Linked DNA regions of Homo sapiens: region 2 is linked to region 1. A link is an interaction called in ENCODE POLR2A ChIA-PET data of the cell type or tissue named here. Cell type or tissue: HepG2. All regions are shown on one strand. Links, peaks and the distances in the headings refer to the core of each region. The heading gives the core; the rest is flanking DNA.

Region 1 (8,258 bases), core at 1,106-5,105:
CTCAGCACGGGCAGGGGGCACCAGGGACTGCCTCCACGCCTTGGTCTCCAGGCCCCACCCACCTTAGAGGTCAGGTGCGCTGTCACCGTGTGGGCCTCCCGTTGCAGATCATCGTCCAGGGCCTGTGTGCAGCTGAGCAGAGGGCGGGGGAGCACCCCCTCGGGCCCCGTGGCCCCCTCTGGCCATGCCAGGCCCTTCAAGGCCTGCCCAGCAGCCTTGCGCACGAGCTCCACATTGTTGAGGACCACGCAGAGCTGGAGGAGGTGTGGCCAGGCAACGATGGGTCCGGGGCCTGGTGATGGCCCCCCACCTCCTGCCGGCTCCCCTCCCCAGCTGGTCACTCACCGCCTCGCTCACTGCTTCACCGGCCGCCCCTGGCTGAGTGTCCACCTTCTTCCGAAGCAGCTCCGTATAGAAGAGGGTGGCCTCACACACGTCCTGAGGAGGGGATGGCGGTGGGGAGCCATGGAGCCCTCCCCTGCCCCATCTCCTCTCCCACCCGTTCCCCTCACCCCCAGGGCCCACCCACACACCTGGCCAAGCTGGGTGCCCAGCCCCTGAGCCTGGGCAGGGTCAGGCCACGCCAGGCGCACCCACAACTCCTGGATGTGGCTGAGGCAGAGACCAGCAGTGGCTGCGGAGCTGCTGTGCCTGGAGGAGGCGTCCACGGGCTCCAGCTAGGGAGGCAGGGGAGGCTGGGTTTGCTGGGGAGGCAGGGGAGGCTGGGGAGGTGGGGGAGGCGGGGGTTGTGGGGGAGGCTGGGGTTGCGGAGGAGGCCGGGGAGGCTGGGGTTGTGGGGGAGGCTGGGGTTGCTGAGGAGGCTGGGGTTGCGGGGGAGGCTGGGGTTGCTGAGGAGGCTGGGGTTGCTGGGGAGGCTGGGGTTGCTGGGGAGGCTGGGGTTGCGGAGGAGGCCGGGGAGGCTGGGGTTGAGGGGGAGGCTGGGGAGGCGGAGGAGGCTGGGGGTTGCTGGGGAGGCTGGGGTTGCTGGGGAGGCGGGGGAGGCTGGGGGCCTGGACCAGCCCCAGTGTCCTCAGGCCAGGGCAGCTGTCACCGTGTCCATGTCCACGGCTCCCTGAAGCCTCCACTTGGCCTGGTCCCTCAGCACTTGGAACCAGAGCTTCACAGCAGGCAGGAAGGGGGCGTGGATGCCAGCCAGGGCCAGAGAGCGGCTGTCCCTGTGGTGGGAGGGTTGTGAGGGCTCGGCCCTGACTCAGACACCTTAACCAGCACGTTCCAGGCTCACAGCTCCAGGACCGTCCCCCTCACAGGTCCTGGGGCCCTGGTCCCAAAGTCTGTCTGCAAGAGATAGGGACGGGGCACCCACCGGCCAGGGATGCTATCCCAGAAGCGCTGGAGGTCAGCCAGGGTCAGGTAGAGCTCAAAGAGCCCCGAGGCCACCTCCAGGGTCATCTTGGGGCTCAGCTCCTCCGTCAGCACCCACGCCTCCTCAGCCACCTGTCCGGGACAGCAGGATCAGGCCTCCAGCAGCAAGGAATCCCAGGACCGTCCTAGCCAAGGGCATCTGCCCACTTCCCCATGCCTGGCAGGCACCCGGGGTCAGGGACCCTCCTCACCAGACGCTCCAGCTGCCGGAAGGTCAGGGTGAAGACGTCCACATTGAGGATGCTGCAGAGCAAGGGACACACCTCATCCACCTGCGCCCCACCTGCAGGCCCTGTTGGCTCCGACCCCAGCCCCAGGACAGCACTGAGGGGCCAGGCCCACCTGTGGAAGAGGCTGGCGTACACACTGTAGCAGAACTGAAGGTCATCATAGACGGCGTCAGCCAGCACAACCAGCCCAGGCAGGCGCTGTGGTCCTGGCTGCAAGGAAGCCTAGCTCGTACCCACCTCTCGGCTGCCCGTACCCCTCATGGCCAGGGTCCCCCACAACTGCACCTGCTCTCGGGGACTCTTGTCATTCAGGATCCTGTCGTACCACTCACGGTTGCCTCTCTGCAACAGACACCACCAAGACAGCATGGTGGATTGCAGGGAAGAGGAAGAGGTGGGCAAGAGACCGTGGTGCAGAGGTGCAGGGGACGGGAAGGCAGGGAAGGGGAAGGGAGGGCTTAGCAGCCGGCCTCCACTGGGCTTTGGAACACACCTTCAGGGCCGCAGCAATGTCCATGTTCAGCTCCGACTCGAAGGGGCAGATCTCAAAGGAGGGTTGGAAGAGCTGCAGCTTGCCCAGACACCTGGGTGGGGGCAGCACGCTGACGTGGGGCCTGCCCTGCCAGCCGCCCCCACCCACGCTGACACGCGGCGCTGCACCCACTTCAGCAGCAGCTCCAGGCGGTGGACAGCGGTGCTGTTGGTGGCAGGGAAGTAGTCTCGGAGCTGGCGCAGCAGCTGCAGCCCGAACTCAGAGAAGGCGGAAAGGCTATCAGCCAGGCTCTCCTCCTGTGGGGACAGGGCCCTTCAGTGCCAGCAGCCCCGACCGGCCACTGATGAGGAGAAACATCCTCCCTGCCTTGGCCCGCAACACCCTTCCCCGGGCATGGTCAGCCCAGCTCTGCTCTGAGCAGCACCCTCCACAGGCCCAGTCGGCCTGTCCCAGACGGCCTGTCCCAGCCTCGGTTTCCACCCACGCAGCTCACGTAGGGCCTGTGCCCCTGCAGTTCCCACGTCCGTCCTGCCAGGGCCGCTCCCTCCTGTCGCTCAGATGGGCGCCACCTTGGCGGCTTTCCCCAGCCCTGTCCTAAGTCCTGGCCGCCCCCCGAGGTGACTCCCACGAGTCTCCCGTCTCCTTTCTGCAGAGCGCTGGCTCTCGCCCACGTCATACAGTTTGTCCATTTGTCTTTGACCCCCACGCGGGCAGGACTCTGCCCCTCGCCGACCGGCACTGAGCGACCCCAGTCCCCAGCACTCCCTTCGCCATGGCTGGCAAGAAGGTCCCGGCTGCACCCACCTGCTCCTGGGGCAGTGAAGGAGCCTCTTCCCAGTGTGCCTGCATGTCCTCCAGCAGCCCCAGCAGGTAGCTGTAGTCCAGCGTGCAGGTTTGATGGTGGCGGCTGCTGACCTGCCAGTGCCTGTGGGGCCCGGCCCATGGTCAAAGGGTATGAACCCCGCCCCTGCCATGCCCACTCAGCACCGCCTACAGCACTACCCCTTTCTCTGCCCCACCCAATCAGCACTGCCGCGCCTACTCATAGCACTGCCCCTTTCCCTGCCCTCCAATTAGCGCTGCCGTACCTACTCATGGCACCGCCCCTTTCGCTGCCTCACCTACCCGTAGCACCGCCCCCTTCCCTTCCCGCCCAATCAGCGCAGCCCCACCTACTCAGCACCGCCCCTTTCCCTGCCCCACCCTCCCAGCCACGACATCCACTCACCGCATGGCCCCCGATGCCCCACTCGCTCACGCCCGCCCACATTCCCCGCCCACTCGTAGCTCCACCCACTCACAGCACGGCCAGCTGCAAGGGTGACAGGTTGCTCTGGGCTCCGTGCAGGCAGAGGATGGTGGCGGCTGGTGTGCTGAGCTCTCCTCGCCAGCTGCTGGAGTTGGGCTGGGGGAGGAGGTCTGTCGTGGGTGGAGGCGGGACAGCCCCACATCCCCTCCTCAGGCCCCCTGCCGGGCTGTTCCAATCCTAGGCGCACCCACTACCTCCTCTGCTGAGTGCTCCAACCGCAGCAGATGGCTGAGCAGCAGCAGGTGGGACAGGAAGCCGGATCGCCCGCGCTGGCTCATGGCCGTATCCCTCTGCAACGCAGAGCCCACCCAGTCACCAGCTCTGCCCCCGCCCCAAGGACGGGGGTGGAGGACGGGGACGCCCACTTTCCCCACCTGCGTAGTGATCAGCTTGAGAACCAGGTGGCAGTGTCCCTGCACACGCGAGGCACTGGAGCGTGGCTCCAGCTTGAACCAGCGGTCGACGCCAGCCACAGGCACCTCCTGGGGGTAGCATGGGGGTCAGGCCCACCAGACTCCTCCCCCTCCCCTTCCACACTGACTCTGTGAGACCCTGGAGAGACCACATGGCCTGGGCTTCCCTTCTCCGGGGAATGAGGGTGACAAGCGCACTCAGTGGAGGCCCAAAAGCAGGAGCTTCTCCAGGCAGTGCCCTGCCCCTTGAAGGCTGGGACACTCCCCAGGCCCTTCTCTAAGTGTCACCAGCCCCACCCCACACCCACTCACCCGGACAGGTATGTTGAGGCACCCCAGGAAGTCATCGGTGTGGTCCTCGGTGGGTCCTGCTGTCCCGTTTGCGCGGGCTGACTTGACGATCTGTTTGAAGTACCTGGCCACCACAGGTGGTGAGCATCACGCTGATGGCTCCTGGGGAGCCACTGCCCGCCGGGCCCCATGACCAAGCTGAGGGCACGGGTGATGGGTAGAAAGGTCCCAGCAGTCATACCTGCCCATGCCCTTCAGGCCGATGACTTCATTCAGCTTCCTGCACGCTTCTACCAGGGATACATCGTCGTCATGATCCCTGGTGGGGACAGGGGAGGACCTGGCTTGTCTGGAGCCCGCAGCCGGGCCCTGAGTCCGTCCTGCTCCCCCGCAAAAGGTGTGCATCCCCGCCGCCCTGCATGGCGCAGGGGCCTGTACCAGATGTCCAGGTGCAGCTGGTCCGTGCTCACATCCTCAATCTCGCTACAAGGAGAACAGAGATGCCCATGAGGGTCCCCGGCGAGGCTCTGCCCAGGCCGGGGTCAGGGAGTCCAGAAGCAGCAGGGACCAGGCCACAAGCACCCGCTCTCCAGACAGGCTGTTCAGGTCCAAATCCTGATCCCGCCAGGTGTTGCCAGCCGTGTGGCCCCGGTGGCACAACGCCCATCTCTGGGCCTCAGTTTTCTCCTCTGGAAAGTGGGCACACGGCCCCAAAGAGACCGGGAGCTGCTGCGAGCCACCACCCTCCAGGCACAGCCCAGCTCTGGACCCCAGGCAGAGCCCCCCTCCCGCACCCAGACGGGCGAGGGCCTCACAAGAGGAAGTGCTCCTTCCAGACGGGGTTCAGGGTGCTGCTCTTCACCTCGGTGACCTGGATGCACTTGGCAGGCAGGGGTCCACCGCGCTTGCTGCCCTTGCGGAAGCCGAAGCGCTGCTCCTTCTGTGCACGGGGCTCCCGCGTGGCGTCCGAGGCAGGCAGGATGCCCAGCATGCAGTATGGGTCGCTGAAGCCTGGGCACGGCAGGCGTCTCAGCCCTGGCCCCACGCCCTCTGGCCCTCCATGGCCGCCAGGCCTCGGCGCAGCCGAGGTCTGCTGGGTCCCCACTCACCGTTGGGGTCCTTGGCCAGAAGGTTCTTGGCACGCATGACAGAGACTTTCAGGGCATACGTGGGGGCCTGTGGACAGAGGGGCGTGGGGGGCCTGGTGAGGCTGAGCTGCCCCCCAGATGCCCTACTTAGCATGGAGGTGACAGGGCCTTGCCCCGTGCCCCCGCCACGCAGGCACGTGCTGGTCAGTGCCTGCCCAGGCAGTGGCGGCCTCACCTTGGCCTTCCTCACTCGCTCGATGGCCTCAGTGTGCTCCTCAAGGCTGGTGCCAAACACCTGTGGAGGGTGGCTGGGTTGGCAGGGCCTAGGCAACCCCTGAAGCGAGGCTGGCCACTGTGCTGGGACCTCGGGCTCAGCCCGTCACAGACACCCAACCTCAGTCCTCACGGGTGCAGGGTTGGGGGAAGCCTGGGAGGCAGCGGCAGAGGGTTTGTGCCAAGGGGCCTGGGCATGCCCAGAGATGGTGGGTGTGATGAGGGCCACGCAAGTGCATGCGTGGGAATGGGGGCCACGGGAGGACAGGGGAGTTCAGAGCACATGCAGGTGGAAGCCGGGAGCGTCCTTCGAGGTGCGTCTGTCAGCCTATGTGCATGTATGTGTGTGTGTCTGTGTAGACATGCAGCCTGTGTGTGTCTGTGTGCACCTGCAGCCTGTGTGTGTGTGTGCGTGTCTGTGTGCACCTGCAGCCTGTGTGCGTGTGTCTGTGTACACCTGCAGCCTGTGTGCGTGTGCATCTGTGTGCACCTGCAACCTGTGTGCATGTCTGTGTACACCTGCAGCCTATGTGCGTGCATCTGTGTGCACCTGCAACCTGTGTGCGTGTCTGTGTGCACCTGCAGCCTGTGTGCGTGTGTCTGTGTGCACCTGCAGCCTGTGTGCCTGGGCATCTGTGCGCACCTGCAGCCTGTGTGTGTGTCTGTGTGCACCTGCAGCCTGTGTGCGTATGCGTCTGTGTGCACCTGCAACCTGTGTGTGTGTCTGTGTGCACCTGCAGCCTGTGTGCGTGTGTCTGTGTGCACCTGCAGCCTGTGTGCGTGTGTCTGTGTGCACCTGCAGCCTGTGTGCCTGTGCATCTGTGTGCACCTGCAGCCTGTGTGCCTGTGTCTGTGTGCACCTGCAGCCTGTGTGTGTGCGTGTCTGTGTGCACCTACAGCCTGTGTGCGTGTGTCTGTGTGCACCTGCAGCCTGTGTGCGTGTGCATCTGTATGCACCTGCAGCCTGTGTGTGTGCGTGCGTCTGTGTGCACCTGCAGCCTGTGTGCGTGTCTGTGTGCACCTGCAGCCTGTGTGCGTGTCTGTGTGCACCTGCAGCCTGTGTGCGTGTGTCTGTGTGCACCTGCAGCCTGTGTGCGTGTGTCTGTGTGCACCTGCAGCCTGTGTGTGTGTCTGTGTGCACCTGCAGCCTGTGTGCGTGTGTCTGTGTGCACCTGCAGCCTGTGTGCGTGTGTGTGTGTGCACCTGCAGCCGTCTCTGTGTGCTGTGCACGGATCGGGGAGATTCTGCATACTGTTTGGGTGATGATGGTGTCAGTGGGTGGGGAAGGGGTTGAGGTGGGGAAGCTGTCAGGGTCTGGGTCGGGGTCAGGGTGGGCTGACCTGCTGGAGATAGCTGAGCAGGGCCTCCTCGTCGTCCACCTGGTCAGGGCCCATGGTACCCGCGCGGTAAAGCACCGTGTACAGGGCCTCCTCGTAGAGCATCTCCACCTGCAGGTGGGGGAAGGGCGGCCACAGTGCCGCGTCCCAGGCCCCCAGCCCTCAGCAGCACCTCCTGTCTGCCTGAGCCCAGGCCCCACCTCTGCCTCTTTGCACCAGGAGCCCCTCCGCTCCTCACTCACCCACCCACTCACCCTGGCTCTCTGCCATCACCAGACCCTGTGCACACAGTAGGTGCCTCTAAACGGCTGAGGGAGCAGCCGCTGCAGACGACTGCCCCTGGTTCCGACCCCCACCTTTACCTCCTCTGGGGCCAGGGCTCTCAGGCCGAGGCTGGGATCCACAGGCTCCGGGGGTGCTGGCGAGCCACTGCGCAGGGGGACCTGTGTGTGGGGCCCAGGGTGAGGGCTCTGACGGCAGGGAGAGCCCCAGGCCTGCAGCAGGGAAGACAGGTGGTGCCCCAGGAGGTGGGAGCGAGGGCAGGAGGGAGCGGGGAGGAGCAAAGGGGGAGCCCCATGCTGGGCTGTGGTATCGGGCCCTGGGGGTGGCACCCTTACCTCGAGGCACGGCAAGCCCTGTCTGCCTTCCCCCTTCTTCAGCATGAGGCGCATGTGGGCAAAGAACTCCACGCCATCCCCGGGTTTCCTGGAGAAAGAGCCGGGTCAGCTCACAGCTCTCAGCACGCTGGCCCCTGCCTGGGACCCTCGACTCCAGGGGCAGGAAGGGCCATGTGACATCCACAGTGTGGCACAGCTAACTGCAGACCCTCCTTCCCGCCCAGGGGTGCTGGGGCAGGGGCGGCCATGTGTGAAGTCTGGCGGGAAATGGCCCTGTGGGCGTGTGGGGCTGGGCCCCTCGGCACCCACCAGGCCCCCGTGGCAGGCTCCTGCGGGTCGGCGCTGGCACTCCCTGGGTCCTGCTCAGTCCTGCGGCGGAAGGACGGGCACACCTGCACCTGCCTGAGCACGCTGCTCTTAATGTCCAGCAAGGTCGACATGGCGGGTGACCTACAGCAGAGAGCACAGCCCGCAGCCTCAGGTCGTCCACTCAACCCTCCGTGCACCACAGCAGGCGGGGGGGTGGGGGGGTGGGGCGGGAAGAGGTGGGGCAGAGGCCTGGGAGCTCACCCACAGCCTGGATGGCGCTGGGCACCTGGTCAGGCGGTGAGGGCTCCTGTCCCCACACCTGCTGGGTGACCGGCTAAGTCCCTGCGCCCCCTGCAGGGCGGCTTCAGGGAGGAGGTAGCAAATGCTGTCAAAGGCGGGGCTGGTGCCCACCCAGAGCTGGGGGTCCATCAGGGACTTATGGGGTCTCACTGGCGAGGGAGGCGGTTGCCACACTCGCCCCCCACACCCCTCCCCGCGACAGCACAGCAGGAGGC
Region 2 (8,258 bases), core at 2,750-6,749, 94 kb before region 1:
CACAGATCGCAGCCCCGAAGCCCCTTCCACGGCCACTCTCGGGCTCCACCTTTCCCTGCACACAAAGCGGAGTTCACCTTCCTCGAGGACACGAGTTCCTAGAAGCCAGGGTCCCACCCACGGGGCTGGAGTGGCTCCCCCTCCTGCTGTGGCCTCAGCAGGGGCCTCCGCTGTGGGTGGGGAGGGAACGGGCAGCTGCACATTTCAGCAGCCCGGGTCTGAGCTCCACAAATAGAGACCGGGGACTGCAGCCAGCTCCCGTGCGCATCAGGCAGTACGCTGGGTGAGGGGCCAGGACTGCCGGGGCACCCAGCTGCCACCCACATAGCTCCACTGCCCGGAGCCGGCAGCCTCCCTCTCACTGCCCTTCAGGAAGTTACTGAGTGGCCGTGTGGAGCAGGCAGGGGTGCTGGGCTGAGGATTCCCAAGGTGCCAGGTGTGGGGGAGCTGCCGCTCATGAGGGCGTCTGCCTTTCCCTGAGTCCGGGTGTCTGAGTGCTCTCTAGGGCCAGAGGCAGCAAAGCCAGGCCGACACTCGTTTTTTGTTTTGAGACAGGGTATTGCCTGGTTGTTCAGGCTGGAGCGTGGTGGTGCCATCACAGCTCACTGCAGCCTCAACCCCCCAGGCTCAAGTGATCCTCTTGCCTTAGCCTTCCCAGTAGCTGTGACTGCGGGCGCATGCCACCATGCCTGGCTAATTTTTTTTTTTTTTTTTTTAAGACGGAGTCTCCCTCTGTTGCCTGGGCTGGAGTGCAGTGGCACGATCTCGGCTCACTACAAGCTCCGCCTCCCACGTTCACACCATTCTCCTGCCTCAGCTTCCCGAGTAGCTGGGACTACAGGCGCCCACCACCACGCCCGGCTAATTTTTTTGTATTTTTAGTAGAGATGGGGTTTCACTGTGTTAGCTAGGATGGTCTCGATCTCCTGACCTCGTGATCTGCCCATCTCGGCCTCCCAAAGTGCTGGGATTACAGGCGTGAGCCACTGCGCCCAGCCCGCCTGGCTAATTTTTTGATGTTTTGTAGAGACGGGGTCTCACTGTGTTGCCCAGGCCAGTCTCAAACTCCTGGGCTCAAGTGATCCTCCTGCCTCAGCCTCCCAAAAAGTTTTCTTTTCTTTTCTCTTTTCCTTTCTTTTCTTTTTTCTCTTCTCTTCTCTTCTCTTCTCTTTTCTGTTCTCTTCTCTTCTCTTCTCTTCCCTTCTCTTTTCTTTTCTGAGATGGAGTCTCGCTCTGTTGCCCAGGCTGGAGTGCAGTGGCGTGATCTCAGCTTACTACAAGCCCCACCTCCCGGGTTCACACCATTCTCCTACCTCAGCCTCCCAAGGAGCTGGGACTACAGGCACGCATCACCATGCCCAGCTAAATTTTTTGTATTTTTAGCAGAGACAGGATTTCACCGTGTTAGCCAGGATAGTCTTGATCTCCTGACCTCATGATCCGCCCACCTCGGCCTCCCAAAGTGTTGGGATTTCAGGCGTGAGCCACCTCGCCCGGCCATTTTTTTTTTTTTTTTTTTTTCTGACAGTCTCGCTCTGTCGCCCAGGCTGGAGTTACAGTGGCATGATCTCAGCTCACTGCAACCTCCATCTCCTGGGTTCAAGCGATTCTCCTGCCTCAGCCTCCAGAGTAGCTGGGATTACAGACAGCTGTCCATGTCTGGCTACTTTCTGTAGTTTTAGTAGAGACAGGGTTTCACCATGTTGGCCAGGCTGGTCTTGAACCTCTGACCTCAGGTGATCCACCAGCCTCGGCCTCCCAAAGTGGGAGTGAGTCATTGCGCCAGTCACTGCTTGTTTTTGTAAATAAAGTTTTATTGGCACACAGGAACATTTTTTACATGTTGTCAATGTCTACTGTGGGGGCTGTAACCGCCATGCTGAGAGGGTTACAACAGAGATCCCATGAGGTGGGAACATGTACCATCTGGCTTTTTACAGAAAAATATCTACTCTAAGGTGACCTCCTGGGGGGCAGGAGGCCAGCAGGGGCTTGGGTGGAGGGGAAGTTTCCCGGGAGGCGCCTCTCCGTGGCTGATGAAGGGCCTGTGCCGCCTGCCTACCCTTTGCGTGTATGAGATGCAGGGATGGGGCCGGCTGCGCCTCCCCCCTCCCCTCCCCTTCAGGGCGGCAGGAAAGCAGCTGTTGGTGTGGAGACAAGGCCCCAAGGCTCTGCCCAGCCCACCTGGCTCCCCGTGCATGGGGACACCTGCACGACACTCCTGCTTCCCTGCCGGGCCTGGTGGCGGCTGGGGGGCCTTCCCTGGGCAGCCTCGGTGGTGGGTGCCAAGTGTGTCTGGACCCCACCTGAGCGTGGCCTTCTCATGCTTCACAAACCCATGCCTGGTTGGTCGTCTGGGTACAGAGTGGTCCTGCCCGCCGTGGCTTTCTTCCGGCTGAGGGTGTGGCAGGCCCAGCTCAGCCGGGCTCAGGGCTTGGGGACAGCAGGGGACTCCAACTCTGATGGAGACCATGGGCAGGAGGGGGACCGGCTGCGTGTCCAGCAGAGGCTGCACACGGGACAATGTGCCTCCGCCCCAGGCCCAGGTGACCAAGCTCGGCGAAGAGGTGAGCCTGCGCTTCCTGAAGAGGGAGGCCAAGCTGTGCGGCTTCCTGCAGAAGAGCTTCCTGGCCCTGGAGAAGGTGGGAGCCTGCCCGCGGCTGGCCTGCCCTGCCCCCCTTCCCAGACGCAGACCTGCAGCTGACAGTGGGGTCTCCCCACAGAGAATGAAGGCCTCGGAGAGCTCACGGCTGAAGCTGGAGGGCAGCCTGCGGGGCGAGCTGGAGAGCCGGTGGGAGAAGCTTCGGGGGCTGATGGAGGAGCGCCTGCGGGCCCTGCAGGGGCAGCATGAGGTGGGGCCGGGCGGGCGGCGGGCAGGTGGGGCCGGGGCCGGGGTGCAGGTCTCAGGGCGGCCTCCACCCCCTGGCAGGAGAGCCACCTCCTGGAGCAGTGCCAGGGCCTGGATGCTGCCGTGGCCCAGCTGACCAAGTTTGTGCAGCAGAACCAGGCGTCGCTGAACCGTGTCCTACTGGCCGAGGAGAAAGCCTGGTGGGTGTCCTGGGGCCTCAGGTGCTGTCAGGCGGGGGGACCCCTGATGTCCCACTCAGGAGGGGGCCGCAGTGGCCGACTCAGCAGGGAATGACCTTGCCTCCCCCGAGCAGAGTGCTCGACCCCGAGGGCTGCAGCTGGATGGTGCGAACCCTCCTCCCTCCTGTGGGGCCTCCTGTCCCTCACCCAGCCTGCCCTCCCTGGGGCACTCAGCTGTGGCCATGGGGAGGGAACCCCTGTCTTGGTGGCCGTGGGGAGTGAACGCCCATCTTGGTGGCCATGGGGAGTGAACCCGTGTTGGTGGCACTGTGACCGCACCCCATCTTCCGATCCCAGGGTCTCCTGGGAGGTTCTGGAGCCAGCAGCCAAGCTCCCCTCCCTGGCCCAGGGCTGAGAGGTGGGCAGGCTCCACTGAGGGTGTCTATGTGTCCCCAACCCCTAGGGACGCCAAGGGGCGCTTGGAGGAAAGCCGGGCTGGGGAGCTGGCCGCCTATGTGCAGGAGAACCTGGAGGCCGCACAGCTGGCTGGCGAGCTGGCCCGGCAGGAGATGCATGGAGAGCTGGTGCTGGTGAGGGGGTAGCGCAACATGTCCCCAACGGGGTCTCCCACGCACACGGGATGGGCGCTCAGCCAGGCCTCCCCGTGCCCACCTGTCCCCTGCAGCTCCGAGAGAAGAGCCGGGCTCTGGAGGCATCCGTGGCGCAGCTGGCCGGGCAGTTAAAGGAGCTGAGTGGCCATCTCCCGGCTCTGAGCAGCCGGCTCGATCTGCAGGAGCAGATGCTGGGCCTCAGGCTGTCCGAGGTGCGCCAGGCAGCGGGCGGGGGCAGGCGGGGCTATGGGGAGTCCCCACCCCTCCAGCTCTCAGCCCACCACTGCCCCCAGGGTAGAGGCCTGACAGGCCGGTCCCAAGCCTCCCGTCCCACCCAGCGACTGTCCCCAGGGCCTGGGAGACCCCGAGCCCCAGAGACTCCTGTGTGGGGCAGGACAGCCGCTGAGCAGCCTCGGCCCAGCATCTGCAGCCCGTGAGGCCCGAGCTGGAGCCTCGGCCCACGGCCCGGCCATGCGGGCAGCTCACGGCGGGGCAGACAAGCGGCCTCCACCCCTCGTGCTCTTGTTCACTGTGTAACAGCTCTGTTGAGATGGATTCACTCCCCACACGGTTCACCCGTGAACGTGCACAGTTCCGTGTGTCTATTCACAGTTTCAGAGCATTCATCCTTCAGGAAGAACCTCAGCCCCATCCGCACTCATTCCCATCCCCACTTCCCCTGGCGACCGCTGGGCCCCTCCCTGTCTCGGGGGCTGCCTGTTCTGGACGTTTCCAGGAAACAGAGCCACGCACGGTGCGGCCGCTGTGGCGGTGACACCCACGGGCATCCCGTTTCCCGCTCCTCGGGGCCTCGTGCGCAGAGCTTCACCCCTTCCACCGCGGCGTAACGTGCATTGCGTAGGCGCCGCCCCCCGGTTCCCGCTCATCCACCGACACGCGAGCGCGGCTGCAAACGTGGGCGACACCCTGCGTTTCGGGGCTGGGTCCCACCGGGGCCTGCCCTGCCTCCCTCGGGCACCTGTGTGGTCGGAACAGCCCCCACGGGCCCTCGGCTGCCCAGGCCCTGCCTTGGCATGTGTGTCTCCAGAGCGTGCCCGGCCAGGCCATCCCAGCCGCCTGCAGGCCTGTGCACAAATGTCTCAGAGCTGGAAGTGGGGGTGGGGGCCGCCTGCTCCCCAGAGCTCCCCGTGTCCGTCTTTCCATCTGTCTGTCCCCCCTCTCTTGGCTTTGTCCCTCACTGGGCATCTGTACCCCAGGCAAAGACCGAATGGGAAGGTGCAGAGAGGAAGTCCCTGGAGGACCTGGCCAGGTGGCGGAAGGAGGTGACCGAACACCTGCGAGGGGTGCGGGAGAAGGTGGATGGCCTCCCCCAGCAGGTGGGCGAAGGCACAGCCAGCCTTGGTGTACTTGGGCCTTGGAGGTGGCGTGGGACCCTTCTCCCTGCACCTTGTCCTCTCCCCTCCTCCCTCTCCCTGTGTGGGTCGAGGCCAAGGCTGGTCCTAGATGGCGCCCTGGGGCTGCCCGCCGCTCCCGGCTCTGTGTTCAGATAGAGAGTGTCTCCGACAAGTGCCTGCTTCATAAGAGCGACTCAGACCTCAGGATTTCCGCCGAAGGCAAGGCCAGGTACAGCCTCCAGGCCCTGGGAGAGGGGCAGGGGCTCTGCTGACCGTTACTGGGCTGGGCCGGTCCCCACGCTACTCTCCACAATCCCCTGGTATCGTGACAGACCTGTTCCCCCTGAGCCCGGGCCTGGCCCAGCACCGGGCTCACCCTGCCACCCTGGTGCAGCCTCTGAGGCGCCTCCAGCCCCTCCCTCTACCCCCCGTTGGGGACCCCCACCTTCCCCACTGGAGGGGTGACAGGGCTGAGCCCCCTCGAGCCTCCTTAACCCTGTGGTGGCTGTGGGAGTGGCCTTTGTCCCCGGTCCTGGCCCTACCCCCGAGCACACCCGACAGCCAGCCTCGGCCTCTGGTGCCCATAGGGAGTTCAAGGTTGGGGCCCTGCGGCAGGAGCTGGCCACGCTACTATCATCCGTGCAGCTGCTAAAGGAAGACAACCCTGGGCGGAAGATCGCGGAGATGCAGGGCAAGCTGGCCACGGTAGTCCTGGGGCTGCCCGCACCCAGCTGGGAGAGAGGGGGAGCCATCAGGTTCAGACGGGGCAGCCGTGCGGAGAGGCAGGACCCCCAGCCTACGGGGCATTTTCCAGCCAGCAGGAGACGCTCAGAAAACCACCTGTCGGAGGCCAGGCGGGGTGGCTTACACCCATAATTCCAGCACTTTGGGAGGCCGAGGCGGGTGGATCACCTGAGGTCAGGAGTTTGAGACCCGCCTGACCAACATGGAGAAACCCTGTCTCTACTAAAAATACAAAAATTAGCCAGGCATGGTGGCGCATGCCTGTAGTCCCAGTTACTCGGGAGGCTGAGGCAGGAGAATCACTCGAACCTGGAAGGTGGAGGTTGCGGTGAGCCAAGATCGCGCCATTGCATTCTAACCTGGGCAACAAGAGTGAAACTCCATCTCAAACAAAACAAAACAAAACAAAAACAAAAACAAAAACAGCTGTCCCTGGGCCACCCCAGCTTGTCTCAGCCTCTGGCAGTTCTAAGTGGAGGCACCTGCCTGGAGCCCCCACACCGGGGTGCCGTCCGCAGCCACGAGGGCCGGAACAACCCTGAGCCCTGGCCAGGTCCCCGCAGGGCCACTCTCAGGCTGCCGCTTCCTCAGCGGAGCTTGTCCTGGGCCCTGCAGTGGGGACGAGGACCAGCATTTCAGCAGGTGGCCCCTGCCCAAGCTGTAAGCACTCAACAGTGGATATCGGGGTGCCTGTGGGGACAGCAGGATGCCAGCAGACTGGCCCTGTCTGTGCCCAAATGGGGGCCATGTTTAGTTTCAGAACCAAATAATGAAGCTGGAAAACTGCGTCCAGGCCAACAAGACCATCCAGAACCTCAGGTTCAACACTGAGGCCCGGCTGGTGAGGAGGCCTTGCCCGGCCGGCACCGCCCAGCTCCCACCCGCTCCCTCAGCCCTGCCGCCTCCCCGCCTGCCCTGCTGCAGGCGCCAGTGTCTGTCTGTCCAAGTGTCTGGCCATGGGCAGGGTTTCCCTGAAGATAAATGGCTTCCAGGCTCCCGGTGGGAGATAAGCCCCCGTTTGCCATCCCCTGCCCGGAGGTCTGGCTCCTGGGTGACACCAGCATCCCCGTCCCACAGCGCACGCAGGAGATGGCCACCCTGTGGGAGAGTGTGCTCCGGCTGTGGAGTGAGGAGGGCCCGCGGACGCCGCTGGGCAGCTGGAAGGCGCTCCCATCCCTGGTGAGGCCGCGGGTCTTCATCAAGGACATGGCGCCTGGCAAGGTGGTGCCCATGAACTGCTGGGGCGTGTACCAGGCTGTGAGGTGGGCAGCAGGGATCCCGGCGCGGCCTCCTGGGCCTTTGGGCCGGGGTTCAGGGCTGGGGGCCCACAGGCAGCAGGTGGGCCATGGGGGGTGGGGCGGGGGTGCAGGGGCCATGTGCCGCATCTCTGGACAGGTGGCTGCGCTGGAAGGCGTCCCTCATAAAGCTCAGGGCCCTGCGGAGGCCAGGAGGGGTCCTGGAGAAGCCCCACAGCCAGGAGCAGGTGCAGCAGCTCACACCCTCACTGTTTATCCAGAAATAAACGTGCTGGCTTTGTACTCATTAGAGCTGAGGTTCCCTGATGTGTGCTGGGAGACAGCCTACCCAGGGCCTGTGGGGCTGAGCGGGGTGGCGAGGTCCCTGGCAGCGGGGGTGCCCAAGCTTGGAGGGACCCAGTCTCTTGACCCCCATGACTCTTCCTGTCCTGCCCAAACCCAGCCCGGCTTCAGGCTGTTGCTTTCCATGGCACTTTAGCAGCCTCTCTCCTTCCCTGCCAGGCCCCCTAGGGCTGCCAGAGCCCCCCGGGGTGGAAGGGGCTTGGCTAGGGCCTGCGCAGAAGCACCTAGGCCTGCCCCCGCCAGGACCCGCTGTGAGCTGCCCCTGCCCGGGTTGTGAGGAGGACCCGGGGAAGCCCCCTGGACTCGGGCTCCCTGGCTCTGCCTCAGAGCCCCTCCAGCCCAGCAGCCCTGCAGTGGAAGAGCCTTCCGGCATCTGGGGAGGAGACGGCCCTTGTTTGCTCTCTCGGTCGGGCAGTGGGCCCCTCTTCCTGCCTCTCCAAGAAAGCCCTCGCTCATCCCGCGGTCGCCGGCCCTGCCGTCTGCTGCCGGGGGCTCAGGGGAGGGGCCACAGGTTCCGGGCCGCTTAGTCCTAGGGGTTCGGTGGGATGGGCAGGCAGTGGGAGGGCTGGCTCGGGGGGCTCTGTCCTCCACCGCCCCTTGCTGCTCACCTGGAATCTCTGGGGCTGGGCCCTCAGCCTCACCTGGGGGCCCTGGTGGGTGGAGCCCCTTGAGCTCAAGCCTCCCTTTTCTGTGGGCAGGGCTCTGGGGGCCCCTGTGCCCCTCCAGGGGCTCTGCTGGGGCTGAAGGCCAGGGCATGGCCAGGTCTGGGCACCACCCTTGCTGCTCCCACTGCAGCCCAGCCCTGGTGACCTCTGGGTTTGCCCTGTGGTGGCCGCGAGGGACGGAGGAGGCTCTTCCCAGGAGGATGGGAGGAGAGTCCAGTGCCTTAGGGGTGGCCCTGCTGCCGCCAGCTAGCTCTGACC

The links. ChIA-PET counts read pairs that join two places held together with the same protein. Peaks named below come from ENCODE experiments on the same cell type or tissue, not always from the same donor. Only the 100,000 strongest peaks of a DNase experiment are listed, where the experiment ranks them.
Region 2: POLR2A ChIA-PET joins it to region 1 with 6 read pairs; 14 of 35 experiments call an interaction of 5 or more read pairs at or near these places.

The regions. Positions count from the first base shown.
Region 1 is chr16:1,338,166-1,346,423 of GRCh38, reverse strand. It overlaps BAIAP3 (BAI1 associated protein 3), which reads right to left. Exons shown (of 34, transcript NM_001199097.2): 2 at 7,744-7,884; 3 at 7,435-7,522; 4 at 7,180-7,260; 5 at 6,821-6,928; 6 at 5,443-5,502; 7 at 5,229-5,295; 8 at 4,935-5,130; 9 at 4,558-4,602; 10 at 4,361-4,438; 11 at 4,141-4,243; 12 at 3,790-3,897; 13 at 3,610-3,705; 14 at 3,408-3,511; 15 at 2,911-3,031; 10 more. The coding sequence starts at 7,874. Among named protein-coding and RNA genes, the nearest start is that of BAIAP3, 8.6 kb to the right of the region's middle. RefSeq lists enhancers at 2,811-2,860, 3,767-4,315, 7,206-8,055 and a silencer at 3,051-3,510. In HepG2, for the core only: no CTCF peak of the experiment used is centred there; a DNase peak (open chromatin) is centred at 3,173; H3K4me3 peaks cover 908 bases; H3K27me3 peaks cover 876 bases.
Region 2 is chr16:1,433,409-1,441,666 of GRCh38, reverse strand. It overlaps CCDC154 (coiled-coil domain containing 154), which reads left to right. Exons shown (of 17, transcript NM_001143980.3): 7 at 2,541-2,642; 8 at 2,724-2,852; 9 at 2,930-3,048; 10 at 3,491-3,617; 11 at 3,713-3,850; 12 at 4,856-4,975; 13 at 5,146-5,222; 14 at 5,581-5,698; 15 at 6,492-6,578; 16 at 6,815-6,999; 17 at 7,133-7,284. The coding sequence ends at 7,259. It overlaps PERCC1 (proline and glutamate rich with coiled coil 1), which reads right to left. Exons shown (of 2, transcript NM_001365310.2): 2 at 7,226-8,258. Among named protein-coding and RNA genes, the nearest start is that of PERCC1, 6.5 kb to the right of the region's middle. In HepG2, for the core only: a CTCF peak has its summit at 5,108; a DNase peak (open chromatin) is centred at 5,116; H3K4me3 peaks cover 1,532 bases; H3K27me3 peaks cover 1,305 bases.